Linked DNA regions of Homo sapiens: region 2 is linked to region 1. The links are chromatin loops, found by intact Hi-C in ENCODE. Cell type or tissue: endothelial cell of umbilical vein. All regions are shown on one strand.

Region 1 (2,500 bases):
GAAATAATAAATGGATTTTACATTTTGTAAAAGATAATCTCTTACACTTATATCATTTGTTATACAATTTATTTGACTCTCACAATTTCTGAGTTAAGTAGGGAAGCTATTATTGTTCTCATTCCATAAATGAGAAACTATAATTGATTGATTTTTCCCAGTACAAAGTTTTATATGTTAGAAAACCAAATCAAAATCTAGACTTTTGGATGGAAAAATTGAGTGTTTCTCCATGATGAACATCTTCTTTAGGAAACTGAGGCTACATGCACACATATAACATGAGCATAAGAGTTTGCACAATGAGATTTAGTTACATTTAAATTCTTTAAAATGTTAGTATTTAATAACAGAAAGCAAGATAATATACAGGAGTTACTGTAAAACGTTTGAGGTACTTCATTCACTAAATATAAAGGCACAAAAAATATATAAGCTTAATCTTCCCAAGCTCAACTTTGGCCCATTCACTTGCCAGGAAATGAAAAAGTCTATATATAAATATGTATAAATATGAATTATAGATCTTAATAATCAATGTAAACAAAAACTTTACCTAAATACTTCTGAAAGCAGAGATTGCTGACTCTGTTAATTTAACATCAACTTTACATAAGCTCTTTGGCTAAATTTCAAATTTTAAACTCCCTACATTTAAAAAATGCCTTGTTGTGATCAATGACATCCAACTATCATGAATATGATGAAGATTCTTTGTTTCATTTTTCCTTCTAAGAATCAGGTTTTAAAAAATTTTGTGACCTTTCTATACTTTAATTTATACATATTAACAGCTTTTAAAGTCAGATTTTGTTTGTTTTATAGCCCGTAAATGGAAACACGCTTTTATTTATGCAATTTACTGTTCTTCACTTTTATTGTTGTTGCATATGTTAATATTTTGGCTTCAGAAATGAAATATCATGTAGGTAAGCAATTAACTTTCTTCTGTAATTTACCTTCAATACAGAGAATAATTGAGCAGTTTTCATTGAGTAAGGATTATAGATAAAGAGAAATGATTTTTCTTTTGGATGTGCAGAAGTTATGATGTGATTAATTGCATCATAAGCATAATGTAATTTATTCTGAAGTATTGGACAGGATATGAGCTCTTAAACGATGACCTCAGTGAACTGTATTTTAGAGGTTTATGTTGTTGTTTCTGCCTGTGGTAAAGATTCAATTGTAAGGCTCACATAGCTTACTTTATAGTCACTGCCGGTAGACAATTAAAGTAGAATCCATTTATTTTGCATGAATAATGATTTCTATCTGAGTAAATGAATGACTACATTTCTGATAGATGAATTCATGTGTTCGCTAAATAAATTCAATCTATGTGGATCAGGCAGTTAAGAAGTCTCTGTTGCATTAAAAAAATCTTTTGAGTTTGGATTTGTTTTCTGTTTTAATCTTTCAGAGGTAGAGATGAAATTGAATTTGTATTTTCTAATCTGGTCTTTATATTCCAGAGCCAAATATGAGACTATGTACTCTGGAGCTTATATGATTTTTTTTTCCTGTGCTTCTGAGCAAATAGCAAAGTACATTAAGCAATGTCATAGTCTTCTTATAACCCAACTAACAATCTAAGAGAAGGGTTGCAGATTTAGCATTCACTTTTTTTCTTTGGAGGGTAATTTCTGAATTTTAGTAATCTGGCACAGAAAAGGTTATGAAGTTATAGAATTATTTTACATTCCAGGTTAACAGTCCATTTTTATGTGGTAGAAGTATGTGCAAGGAACTATATATTGAGAACCTAAATTTGATGTATTGTTCTGGAAAGAGCAATGGAATACTAGTAGTCTGGAGACCTGAATCTAGCCTGGGCCTTCTTACGAGGGCTAGAATCTTAATTTTTAGGGTGCAAGTTCTTCATTTTAAAAGTGATAATTTTCTCTATACTGTGCAACTCAGAGAAAGGCTATGTGAATAAGATTAGCTTATAAATGTGAGTTTTCAAAAGATTTTAACATATGCTATTGATACAGGATATATGACTTTATAAATTTGGATCATTGTGAAAATAAGATGGTTTTTCTTATGCTAGTGGCTGAAATAATGATCTACCATCAACTGTTTAATAGTTATTAAGTGTCTTGTTAGGGTGATTCAAATAGCTACAAGATACAGTGGCTTCTCTCTAAAAAGTACAGTATTTTGAAGAGATTAGGCTTAAATACTTGCAAAGTTATGTAACAATACAAGACAAGATTAAGTACCAAATGAAAGAGTAAATATATTGAGTTCAGAATAGAGAGGCATCATGGGTGCTAGAGTGATCTACAGTAGATTGGGGAGAAAACTAGATTCCTGCTATGAAGAAAAGTGAAGCTAAAATGAATAAATAGATAGAGAAATGAGCATGAGAGATAAGAAAATGAAGTATAGGCAATGAAAGATCAACAAGTTTGCCTAGGTAAAACATTTTATGGATAGAAGATGAATTCATTCTTGATGGCGGGGCGGTCACTATGCACCTCCCACACTCCTT
Region 2 (2,500 bases), 240 kb after region 1:
TGGCACAAACTTAAGAAGCTTATTATGAGATTTTCCTTTTCTGTGAGTATTTTAATCATTTTGGATAAGAGTTATCCTTAAAGTTATCCTATTTGATTTTTCATCTATCAAAAGAACAAGTCACATCACTTATTCACAATAGAGATAGTAATGAAGGCTAATGTCCTAAACCCTGTAAATCTATGGGGGCATTAATGTTAGTTGAAGTAATATTGCTAGTTTTAATAAGCCGATCTCTTCCAAAAGCAAAAAAAAAAAGTCTTCCTAAAAAATGAACAATATTGTCATCACACAGCATAATGGTTAAAGTGAAATATGAACTTTAAAAATATATTACTCATACCTGCACCTCCGCCTATGCTTAGAATCTTAATTTCTGATTTTGTGTCTCCAATCCTGAAAGAAAAAAATTATGTAGTTTTAGAAAAATGTGTTAGGTGCTTTGTGAAATCTGATTATCTAGTCTAGTTGAAGAGAACAGACTAAAAATACAATGAATGAAAACTAGGCCAACATGAAATGTCCCAATTATATCAGTTATATTGCCATCTTTAGAGTATATTTCAAAATATAGGTTTTATTCATTAACAATCTTTAACTGGGAGACTTGGAAATGGCAGTATGTACATATCAGAGGTACAAAATGCCATTTGTTTGGTTATGGCTTGGAGAACAAGAACAGAAAAAGTGGAGTTTTGAGTCTAGTCATATAATAAGCCACTCATCGTAGATAAAGGAAAGGCTCAGCTGGTTCCCACTATCTATAATGTTTGCCTTCTTTCCTCCCCCTTTTTTTAACCTTCCTTTTAATGAACAAGTGTTTATTAAACATGCATTATGTGTATTCTATCCTAGGCATTAAAAAAACAGATATCACTTTGCTCTCAAAATGAAATGTGAGATAATAAAGCCCGAATTATGACTCAGGTACTAGAAATAGAGTGGAGTGGACAGATTGGGAAATAAGCCAGTAGGACTTGCTGTTAGATTGATGTGAAGAGGTCAGAAAAAAATATGAATGCACAGTGACTTCCCTGTTTCAGGCTTGGATGACTGGGCAAAGGGTGATGCCAAAAAGGAAGCTGAGAAATACAGTTTGGCAGCAAGCTTATGTTTTGTCAGGGCTTTTAAAAAAAATAAATACGAATTCAGCAGACATTTGGATTTGCAAGATTTAAGCTGGGAGGAGAGAAATCAGGGTCAATGATGTATTCTGGAGAATCATCATCATAAAGTAATGGTCAGTGCTAGAAAAGTAGATTCCATCACCCAAAGATATTGCAGAGTTATAGTAGTAGTGGATGGTGATGCAATACCAACTTCTAAAGATCACTGGATTGTGAAGAATATACAAAGAAGACAGAGAAGAAAAGAAATAAAGCACAGAGAGGTACCAGAGTAATTGGAGGCAGAGAAAGCCCGTCGTCATGGCAAAAGCAGCAGAGTGTACTACTTAAAAAAGGAAAAATCTCCATCGAATTTGGCAATACGAGTGTCTTTAGTAATGGCAGTTGTAAAAGAAGATTGAAGACTGAAGTCAGATGGCAATGGGATTAAAACTGAGCTCAAAAATGAGGAAGCAGATCTAGAGTCTGTTGAAACAGGGTGAAAGAGAGAAGGAAAAGAGATGACTGCTGTAGGAGAACCATGAAGGGAAAAGGATGGTGTTTGTTTCTTTGGACTTTGGGATGGCAAACAAAACTGTGTTTTGTCTACAGTGCAAAAAGCCTGCTCAGTCACAGGATGGGAACAAAAATTGAAGTAAGGTTCTAAAGGAATCTTGCAAAGTCTAGGGTCGAGAACACCTATAAATGATTTGCCTTCTTCAATTCTAATTATCCTCCAACTCATAATCCTGAGTCCTAACACATCCATTTCTATCTACACCTTTTGTTCATTCTTTAAAATGCTTACATCTATGACAGCATAGGGAGGCTATGAAGCAGAGCACCCAAGTTGAAATCCCAGGTTACTGTTATGTTACCTTGAGCAAGTTATTTGACATCTCTGTGAAATAAGATAATAATATCATCTCTCTTGTAGGATTATTAATAACTGTTTCTAATTCATGGAGAAGTTGTGAGGATTCAATGATTTAATTCATGCAAATCTCTTAGAAATGTATCTGCACATGACAAGCACTCCACATATATTAGCAATTATTATGATTCTAGGTACATGTAAGTGATTTATGTGAATTAACTCTTTGAATCCTTGAAATTCCTCTATGAGTTAGATACTATTATTCATCCCATTTCACATATTATAATGACATCAAATAATTATTGAAAACTTACTATTTTCTAGCCAAGGATTTAAATGTTTTATATGCAACAACAATAACCAACTTTACTATTTATAGTTATTTACTATAATTTTTCCTGCCCCCAAGCCCTGCCCCACCATCTACCCTCAAATAGGGGATTGAAGAATTCCTCTATAGGGAAACAAATCATCTCAGTGATAAAGTTAACATGATTTTATATCTGAGGATCTCCCA

The links. A loop is a pair of places that touch in the nucleus more often than their neighbours do. Peaks named below come from ENCODE experiments on the same cell type or tissue, not always from the same donor. Only the 100,000 strongest peaks of a DNase experiment are listed, where the experiment ranks them.
Region 2: it touches region 1 in a loop (6-fold over the local background); 1 of 110 quality-filtered maps calls a loop at or near these places.

The regions. Positions count from the first base shown.
Region 1 is chr2:138,207,846-138,210,345 of GRCh38, reverse strand. No RefSeq gene overlaps it. Among named protein-coding and RNA genes, the nearest start is that of LINC01832, 110 kb to the right of the region's middle. In endothelial cell of umbilical vein, no CTCF peak of the experiment used is centred here; a DNase peak (open chromatin) is centred at 1,195; H3K27ac peaks cover 513 bases.
Region 2 is chr2:137,968,061-137,970,560 of GRCh38, reverse strand. HNMT (histamine N-methyltransferase) reads right to left here. Exons shown (of 6, transcript NM_006895.3): 2 at 344-396. Among named protein-coding and RNA genes, the nearest start is that of HNMT, 4.8 kb to the right of the region's middle. In endothelial cell of umbilical vein, no CTCF peak of the experiment used is centred here; a DNase peak (open chromatin) is centred at 1,030; H3K27ac peaks cover 1,203 bases.